Regions from separate parts of the Homo sapiens genome. Here region 1 is linked to region 2. Evidence: read pairs that join two places in POLR2A ChIA-PET (ENCODE). Cell type or tissue: IMR-90. All regions are shown on one strand. Region 1 overlaps PPM1D (protein phosphatase, Mg2+/Mn2+ dependent 1D). Region 2 has its middle 11 kb from the start of LINC01999.

Evidence for each region. ChIA-PET counts read pairs that join two places held together with the same protein. Peaks named below come from ENCODE experiments on the same cell type or tissue, not always from the same donor. Only the 100,000 strongest peaks of a DNase experiment are listed, where the experiment ranks them.
Region 1: POLR2A ChIA-PET joins it to region 2 with 9 read pairs; 12 of 35 experiments call an interaction of 5 or more read pairs at or near these places.

What each region holds. Positions count from the first base shown.
Region 1 is chr17:60,614,641-60,619,640 of GRCh38, forward strand. The region is part of intron 1 of PPM1D (protein phosphatase, Mg2+/Mn2+ dependent 1D); the gene reads left to right. Among named protein-coding and RNA genes, the nearest start is that of PPM1D, 17 kb to the left of the region's middle. In IMR-90, no CTCF peak of the experiment used is centred here; a DNase peak (open chromatin) is centred at 4,581; H3K27ac peaks cover 68 bases.
Region 2 is chr17:60,551,537-60,556,536 of GRCh38, forward strand. No RefSeq gene overlaps it. Among named protein-coding and RNA genes, the nearest start is that of LINC01999, 11 kb to the right of the region's middle. In IMR-90, no CTCF peak of the experiment used is centred here; a DNase peak (open chromatin) is centred at 3,075.

The sequences.
Region 1 (5,000 bases), 63 kb after region 2:
CTCACTGGGTCCACACTGTCTTTATGAGCTGTAACACTCACTGCGAAGGTCTGCAGCTTCACTCCTGAAGCCAGGGAGACCACCAACCCACCAGAAGGAACGAACAACTCCAGACGCGCAGCATTAAAAGCTGTAACACTCACCGGGAAAGTCTGCAGCTTCATTCCTGAAGCCAGCGAGACCACGAACCCACCAGAAGGAAGAAACTCCGAACACATCCGAACATCAGAAGGAACAAATTCTGGACACACTGCCTTTAAGAACTGTAACACTCGTGGCAAGGGTCTGCGGTTTCATTCTTGAAGTCAGTGAGACCAAGAACCCACCAATTCTGGACACATTACTACCTTTGTAACCTTCAGTAAAACTATTTGCACCAGGGTATCCTTACCTATAAAATAGAGATGTTATAACAATTTATTGGTTTTTGCCTTTATGACATGCATATTTTCTTGCTTAAGAAAATTTTCCTTAGGCTGGGTGTGGTGGCTCACACCTCTAATCCCAACACTTTGGGAGGCTGAGGTGGGCAGATTGCTCGAGCCCAGGAATTCAAGACCAGCCTGGGCAACATAGTGGAACCCCCTCTGTACAAAAAATACAAAAATTAGCTGGGCGTGGTGGCGTGCACCTGTAGCCAGCCCAGGCAAACCCAGCTGCTTGGGAGGCCCAGGTGGGAGGATCGCTTGAGCCGAGGAGGCAGAGGTTGTGGTGAGCCAAGATCATGCCACTGCATTGCAGCCCGGGTGACAGAGTGAGACTCTGTCTGAGGAAAAAATGAAAAGAATACTTAAGTGAGAGTTAGTATACTAGATGGTGCTGTCTTTTAATGCACTTCTCGTTTTATGTCATTAAAAAAATTAAAATATAAAGTAGGAAATAAATACTATAGTTAAGGAAGACAACATAAAAATACCAGTTGCTTAATATATAAATTTAGTGCAGTTTCAATCAGAATCTCAAGAAGGTTTTTTAATTTTGCAAGTTGCTACTAAAGTTCCTTTGGAAAAGTATGTGGGAGAATTTTCTTTTTACTTTTTTTTTTTTTTTTTTGGGTAGAGATAGGGTCTTACTATGTTGCACAGACTGGTCTTGAACTCCTGGGCTGAAGCTATCCCCTCCTGCCTTGGCCTGCCAAAGTGCTGGGATTACAGATGTAAGCCACCGCGCCTGCACCTCCCTCCCCCTTTTTTAAGCGACAGGATCTCTGTGTTGTCCAGGCTGGAGTATAGTAGCTATTCACGGGTTCAATCACAGTGCACTATAGCTTCTAACTCCTGGGCTCAAGCATCCTCCTGCCTCAGCCTCACAAGTAGCTGGGACTGCAGGCATGAGTGACTGCACCCAGCTATGTAAGATTAATTTTTTTGTTTTTGTTTTTTTTGGAGGCAGAGTCTTGCTGTCACCCAGGCTGAAGTGCAATGGCATGATCTCGGCTCACTGCAGCTTCTGCCTCCCAAGCTCAAGTGATTCTTGAGCCTCAGCCTCCTGTAACTGGGGTTATGGGTGTGGTGGCACACAACTGTAATCCCAGCTACTCTGGAAGCTGAGGCACAAGAATTGCTTTAACCTGGGTGGCGGAGGTTGCAGTGAGCTGAGATTGAGCCACTGTACTGTAGCCTGGGCGACAGAGCAAGGCTCTGTCTCAAAAAAAAAAAAAAAGGAAAACTAAAAAGAAAAGAAAAAGGCCAGGTTCAGTGGCTCATGCCTGTAATCCCAGCACTTTGGGAGGCCGAGGCGGCAGATTACTGAAGGTCAAGAGTTCGAGACCAGCCTGGCGAACATGGTGAAATCCCGTCTCTACTAAAAATACAAAAATATTAGCCTGGTGTGGTGGCACATACCTATAATCCCAGCTACTCGGGAGGCTGAGACAGGAGAATCTCTTGAACCCAGGAGGCAGAGGTTGCAGTGAGCCAAGATCACGCCTCTGCACTCCGGCCTGGGTGACAGAGTGAGACTGTCTCAAAAAAAGAAAAAGAATTGAGGGATACTTAAACTACCAATTATTAAAAAGTACTATAAATAGATTAGTAGGATGAGTTTAGAAATAGATCTAAGGCAAAATGTAGCATATAATAAAGGTGACATTTCAGATGAATAGGGAAAGTATGAATTAGTCATTTTTAGGTCATTGCAAAATATCTCTTTGTTCATGTTAGGCTTTTGACCAAAAGTGTGATTTAAATAATATTGCATCTAAGGATATTTATTTTTAGCTCGTTTTTTCACTTGCCATTTTGTTTTAGGTGATTTTTGTGAATGGCTGAATTATTTGTATACTGTAGGTAAATTTTGTTTTGTTTTCTTTCTTTTACTCTTTAGGAGACTGAGTCTTGCTCTGTCGCCCAGGCTGGAGTGCAGTGGCACGATTATAGCTCACTGCAGCCTTGAACTCCTGAGCTCAAGTGATCCTCCTGCCTCCTCCTCTGAAGAAGTTAGAACTAACAGATGCATGCCACTAAACCTGGTTAATTAAAAAAAAAAATTTTTTTTTTTTTTTTGTAGAGACAGAATGTGGCTGTGTTCCCCAAGCTGGTCTCCTGGCCTCAAGTGGTCCTCCTGCCTTGGCCTCCCAAAGCACTGTGAATGTAGGCATGAGCCACTGTACCCTGCCAAATTTTGTGTTTTGAATGTGCTGTAGAACTTCTGAGAGTTCGCCTCATTTATTCATTCACATTTATTGTAGTAGAAGTTTTTTTTTTGTTTGTTTGTTTTTTAATTTACTTCAGTTTGTTTAAAAAGAAAGAGGATAGCCAGGCACAGTAGCACATGCTTATAGTCCCAGCTGCTTGGGAGGCTGAGGCAGGAGGATTGCCTGAGCCCAGGAGGTCAAGGTTGTAGTATGTGATGATCACACCTGTGAATTAGCCTGCACTCCAGCCTGGGCAACATATTGAGACCCTGTTGTTAAAAAAAAAAAAAAATAGAAGAAAGGGTTTTATCAAAAGCTAGTAAACACCCCAAATAATTGAAAGGGCTGAAGAAACATACAGTATACTCTAGGCTGAGCTTCCATGAAATAACTTCTGCAACCAGATTGCAAACTGGATGGGCTATGAAGCTGTCCTTGCTGTGATTTCTGCCGGCAAAATTGATACCTTTTCTCTGCTTTTTTTTTATTTTAAATATTGCAAAATAAGCATATGTATAGAAAAGGTCATAAAACATAAATGTACACTTCAATGAATAATTATAAACTGAACACCATCCAGTTAGGAAAGAACATTGTCTGCACTGCAGATATCTGTATGTCCTTTCTGATTTCATATTTCTATCTCCCCCTAAAAAACTACCTTCCTGACTTTCATCATGAGAGTTCTGTAATGGTTTACTTGTTTTTCTTAATAGTTTCACCACTTTTCTCTAAACATGATGGTTGTTTTTGAAGAAAGTCATGCTCTATGTGTTCTTTTATCATGTGCTGCTTGTGAGATTCTTGTGTGCTTTATGTAGTATTGTCCATTTTCATGTTGAACAACTTGGGCTGTTGCCCATTTGTAGCCCTTATTATTGTTTTAGAGACAGGGTCTTGCTGTATTTCCCAGGCTGTAAACTCCTGGGCTCAAGCGATCCCCCTGCCTCACAGCCTCCTGAGCAGCTGGTACTACAGGCACATACTACCATGGTTGACTCATGTATTTGTTGTGTATGTATGTTAATTTGTGGTATATACCTAGGAGGTAGTCAAAGAGTATACATATCTTTACCTTTAATAAGTAATGCCTAAATGTTACCTGCAATGTACCAGTTTACACTTTCACAGTAGTTGATGATAGTACATGTTGCTCCATTTTCTTGACCACAGTTCGGTTGCTATTGTCGAACTTTAATTTGTGCGGTCTTGTAGTTATGCAGCACTATCTCATTGTGGTTTTAAATTAGTATTTCTCTGATAATTAAAGAAGCTGAATACCTTTGCATATTTTGTGGCTGTTTGGATTTCCTATTTTGTAAAAGGCTTGTTTAAGCTTTTTGTCCATTCTCCCATTTGGGTAGTCTGTCTCATTGATTTGATTTGTAGGAAAATTTTATATATTCTGGATGCTTTTCCTTTGGCGCGTAGGTGTGTGTATTCTGTTCTCTGTGTTGTTTTTATTCTAATAATGGTATCTTCTGAAGAATAGATTTTTTTAGTTGCTTTTAAAAAAGATGTGCAATGTGATAGATGATTTTATGTATGTATACATTGTGAAATGATTACCACAGTCAAGTTAATTAACACATCCATCACCTCACATAGTTACCTTTTTTTGGTGGTGAGAACACTCAAGATTTATTTTCAGCAAATTTCAAGTATACAAAACAGTATTATTAACTATACTCTCTGTGTTGTACATTAGATACTAAGAACTTACTCATAATGGGAAGTTTGTGCTGTTTGACCAACATCTCCCCACTTCTCCTAACCCCTAATCCCTGGCAACCGTCCTTCTACTCTTTCCTTCTGTGACTTTTTCTTTAGATTCCACGTATAAGTAAGATCACACAGTATTTGTTTTTTCTGTGTTTGGCATATTTCACTTAGCATAATGTCCTACAGGTTCATCCTTGTGTTGCACATGGCAGGATTTCCTTTTTTTTTTTTTATGGCTGAACGATATTCCATTGTGTATACATACATTTTCTTTATTTATTTATCTCTTGCTGGATACTTAGATTGTTTTCATATCTTGGATGTTTTGAATAATTCTGCAGGGAGTGTTGAGGTACATGTATCTCTCTGAGAGACTGATTTCATTTTCTTTGGATATACATTCAGAGGTGCAATTCCTGAGTCATATGGTACTTCTATTTTTAGATATATTTTTAATTCTATAATATTTTCCATAATAGCTATGCCAATTTACATTTCTATCAGCAGTGTACAAATGTTCTCCCTTCTTCACATCCTGGCCAGCACTTGTTTACTGTTATCTTTTTGATAATAGCCATCCTAATAGGTGTGAGGTTATCTCTCTCTTTATTTTTTTAATTTTTTTTTAGATGGGTCTTCTCGC
Region 2 (5,000 bases):
CCGCCTGGCCAGCCGTGCCGTCCGGAAGGGAGGTGGGGGGGTCAGCCCCCTGCCCGGCCAGCCGCCCCGTCCGGGAGGTGAGGGGCGCCTCTGCCCGGCCGCCCCTACTGGGAAGTGAGGAGCCCCTCAGCCCGGCCAGCCACCCCGTCCTGGAGGGAGATGGGGGGGTCAGCCCCCCCACCCGGCCAGCCGCCCCGTCCGGGAGGGAGGTGGGGGGGTCAGCCCCCCGCCTGGCCAGCCACCCTGTCCGGGAGGGAGGTGGGGGGGTCAGCCCTCCGCCCGGCCAGCCGCCCCGTCTGGGAGGTGAGGGGCGCCTCTGCCCAGCCGCCCCTACTGGGAAGTGAGGAGCCCCTCTGCCCGGCCAGCTGCCCCGTCCGGGAGGGAGGTTGGGGGGTCAGCCCCCCGCCCGGCCAGCCGCCCTGTCCGGGAGGGAGGTGGGGGGGTCAGCCCTCCGCCCGGCCAGCCGCCCCGTCTGGGAGGTGAGGGGCGCCTCTGCCCAGCCGCCCCTACTGGGAAGTGAGGAGCCCCTCTGCCCGGCCAGCCGCCCCGTCCTGGAGGGAGGTGGGGGTGTCGGCCCCCCGCCCGGCCAGCCGCCCCGTCCGGGAGGGAGGTGGGGGTGTCGGCCCCCCGCCCGGCCAGCCGCCCCGTCCGGGAGGGAGGTGGGGGTGTTGGCCCCCCGCCCGGCCAGCCGCCCCGTCCGGGAGGGAGGTGGGGGGGGTCAGCCCCCCTGCCCGGCCAGCCGCCCCGTCTGGGAGGTGAGGGGCGCCTCTGCCCGGCCGCCCCTACTGGGAAGTGAGGAGCCCCTCTGCCCGGCCACCACCCCGTCTGGGAGGTGTGCCCAACGGCTCATTGAGAACGGGCCATGATGACAATGGTGGCTTTGTGGAATAGAAAGGCGGGAAAGGTGGGGAAAGGATTGAGAAATTGGATGGTTGCCGTGTCTGTGTAGAAGGAGGTAGACATGGGAGACTTTTCATTTTGTTCTGCACTAAGAAAAATTCCTCTGCCTTGGGATCCTGTTGATCTGTGACCTTGCCCCCAACCCTGTGCTCTCTGAAACATGTGCTGTGTCCACTCAGGGTTAAATGGATTAAGGGCGGTGCAAGATGTGCTTTGTTAAACAGATGCTTGAAGGCAGCATGCTCGTTAAGAGTCATCACCAATCCCTAATCTCAAGTAATCAGGGACACAAACACTGCGGAAGGCCGCAGGGTCCTCTGCCTAGGAAAACCAGAGACCTTTGTTCACTTGTTTATCTGCTGACCTTCCCTCCACTATTGTCCCATGACCCTGCCAAATCCCCCTCTGTGAGAAACACCCAAAAATTATCAATAAAAAAACAAATTAAAAAAAAAATTTTTTTTTCATGAAGTAATGTGCAATTGCTGTAAAGATTTCCAATAACATTGAGGCATTATAGTGGACATCTTTTATTTTTGCTCATCTAGTATCTATTCTTTCTTCTGGTAACACCACCTGATTTCCCTTTGGGGAGCTATCTCTCTTCCAATTTCCATTCATGTGTTTCAGATGGGACTGAGCCCACCTCTCAGCTCCAGAGACTGGCCAAGAGCCAGGCATGGCCAGGGTGATGATGAACCTGGCAAGGCTAATGGGAATCAATTCTGGAACTTTAGTTAAAACTACTGGGAAAGAGAGGTTCCCTTTCTCTACTGTGACTCACACCTGACAAATAGAATATGGTGGAAGTGATGCTGTGTTACTTCCAAGGACATAGCTTCCACTCAGTACCCTCTTTCTTGAATCACTCACTCTGGGGGAAGGCAGCCACCATATTGTGAGGCCACCCAAGCAGCCTTGAGGAGAGGACCTTGTGAAGAACAACTAGGGCATCAGCCATGTGAGTGAACCACTTTGGGGTTTTTCATTTGTTTGTTTGTTTGTTTTGAAACAGGGTCTCACTCTGTCACTCAAGCTGGAGTGCAGTGGCATGATCTCCACTCACTGCAACCTCCACCTCCCAGGCTCAGGTGATCCTCTCACCTCAGCCTTCTGAGTAGCCAGGACAGGTGCACACCACCACATCTGGCTAGTTTTTGCATTTTTTGTAGAAACAGGGTTTTGCCATGTTGCCCAGGCTGGTCTCAAACTCCTGGGCTCAAGCAATCCACCTGCCTCAGCCTCCCAAAGTGCTGAGATTACAGGCATGAGCCACTGTGCCTGGCTGGAGTTAGCCACTTTGACAGTGGATACTCCAGCCTCAGTCAAGCCTTCAGATGACATCTTTATTGCATCCTCATGAGTGATCCTGAGCCAGAACTGCTCAGCTAATCTGTTCCTGACCACAGAAACTTTGAGAGATAATAAATGTTTGTTGTTGTTTTAAGCCACTAAGTTTTTTGTTTGTTTGTTTGTTTGTTTTTGAGATAGAGTCTCACCCTATCGCCCAGGCTGGAGTGCAGTGGCACGATCTCAACTCACTAAAACTTCCACCTCCCGGACTTAAGCAATCCTCCCAACTCAGCCTCCCAAGTAGCTAGGACTACAGGAGTGCGCCACCATGCCGAGCTAATTTTTGTATTTTTAGTAGAGACAGAGTTTCACCATGTTGGTCAGGCTGATCTTGAACTCCTGACTTCAGGTGATCTGCCTGCCTTGGCCTCTCAAAATGCTGACATTACGGGCATGAGCCACCATGCTCAGCCATAAGCCACTAAGTGTTTAGATAATTTGTTATGTGGCAAGAGATAACTAATACAAGATTAGTTTAGGAATCCAAACCTAAGCCTATCAGCATGTGGCATTCCCCTGTGAACTTTGCTGGTTCAAGAATAGGTATGTTATGAAATTGTCCTAATTAGACCCAGGGACAGACTTATAAACAGCTGGGTGAATAGCTCTCTTCTACTACCCATAAACATGAAAACCTATGTTCAAAGTGTGGCTGGCAGCCATCATTATAAATAAAGCCCTCATTAGTGCACTTGATGAGTCTTAAGAAAGAAAGTGGCTGGGTGTGGTGGCTAATTCCTGTAATCTCAGCACTTGGGAAGGCCATGGCAGGCAGATGGCTTGAGGCCAGGAGTTTGAAATCAGCCTGTGAAACATGGGGAAACCTTGTCTCCACAAAAAATACAAAAATGAGCTGGGCATAGTGCCACATGCCTGTGGTAGCAGCTACTCAGGAGGCTGAGGTAAGAGGATCGCTTGAGCCTGGGAGGTCAAGGCTGCAGCAAGCCGTGATTGCACCACTGCACTCCAGCCTGGGCAACAGAGCAAGACCCTGTCTCCAAAAAAATAAAAGCCAACTTTAGGGTGAATATAATATTGTAGATAGCAAATCAGATGGACCTAATAAATTGCGTCCTTGGTGAAATTATTGAGCTACTGAAATAAATAACCATAAACCCCTCCTTAACTTTAACCTTCTAGTTATATGAGCCAATACAGTTCCTTATCATCTTAGCCACAATAGCCTTCTTTATGTTAGCATTTGCTTTAATAGAAACACTTCCCAGTATTATCAAACTCTTTTAGTAATGTTGTTTTAGGTATATCTTATGTAAATTGTAAATGGCTGGGATTTTTTTCTTTTCTCAACATGACTTTGACTTTGGGAGAATTTACTACATGATCATAGCTCACTGAAGCCTCTGACTCCTAAGCTCAAAGGATCCTTCCCACCTTGGCTTCCTGAGTAGCTGGGACTACAGGTGTGCACCACCACACATGGCTGATCCAACGTTTTGAAATCTGGATCTTTTACATAGAAATTAAGTTGTGTATCCACACTTTAAAAATTAGAGGATCTATAATGTGAGGCCCCTTAATCTCACATCACTGAGTGGTGGCTGGCCCCTTTAGATGGGGTATGTACCCGCTGGTTCACCACAGTGCCCCCCATTCTATGTTATTTTTCCAAAGTGGAGAGAATTTTAGTTTATATTTATGGTCTCTCCTTGCACTATTTTTTTCTTATGGTAGAATATCTGTTTCCATGACTCTATTACTTTTATTGAAGACCAAGAGAGCCATATTTCAAGAAATAAAAGTAAAAATATCCATTTCCACATTACCCTTCTGGCCCCTGTGGTCATTTGGGTTTGCATTTTCTGTTTTAATTCTTTTTCTCTTTTACAATTGGTTACCTATAAATTGTTAACAATTATGTTATGGGTCACTGGTTTCTTTCTTTTTTTTTTTTTTTTTTACTTTTTTTCTTTTTCTTTTTCTTTTTTTTTTCTTTTTTTGAGACAGGATGAGGCTCTGTCACTCAGGCTGGAGTACAGTGGGGTGATCACAGCTCACTGCAACCTCCACCTCCTGGGCACAGGTGATCCTTCTACCTCAGCCTCCCTAGTAGCTGGAACTTCAGGCACATGTCACCACACCCAGCTAATGTTTGTATTTTTTGTAGTGACAGAGTTTCGCCATGTTGCCCAGGCTGGTCTCAAACTCCTGGGCTCAAGTGATCCTCCTGCCTCCGCCTTCCAAAGTGCTGGGATTATAGGCGTGAGCCACCACGCTCTGCCCAATATTTTTAATGACCATCAGGAAACAGTAGCTATAATTTTGCTCCCCTATAATTTTACTTGCTACAGAAAATCTTTAGCAAGATTTTCTTTCTCCTCTGCCTTATAACTCACTTCCACTTTTGTTGTGATTTAGTTCAACATTGTTATTCATCTTTCTTATTAAGTCTCTTCTAAGAATCTTTTCTGACAAATTGCACTAAACATCAAAACCACTATCAACAACTATTTAATCTATACAGCTGTAAACATTGTCAGTTTCTTTACTCATCACTGTTTCTTTTTCTTTTCTTTTTTTTTTTTTTTTTTTGAGACAGAGTCTTGCTCTTGTCACCCAGGCTGGAGTGCAATGGTGTGGTCTTGGCTCACTGCAACCTCCACCTCCCGGGTTCAAGCAATTCTCCTGCCTCAGCCTCCTGAGTAGCTGGGATTACAGGCACTCGCCACCATGCCCGGCTAATTTTTGTATTTTTAGTAAAGACAGTGTTGTGCCATGTTGGCCAGGCT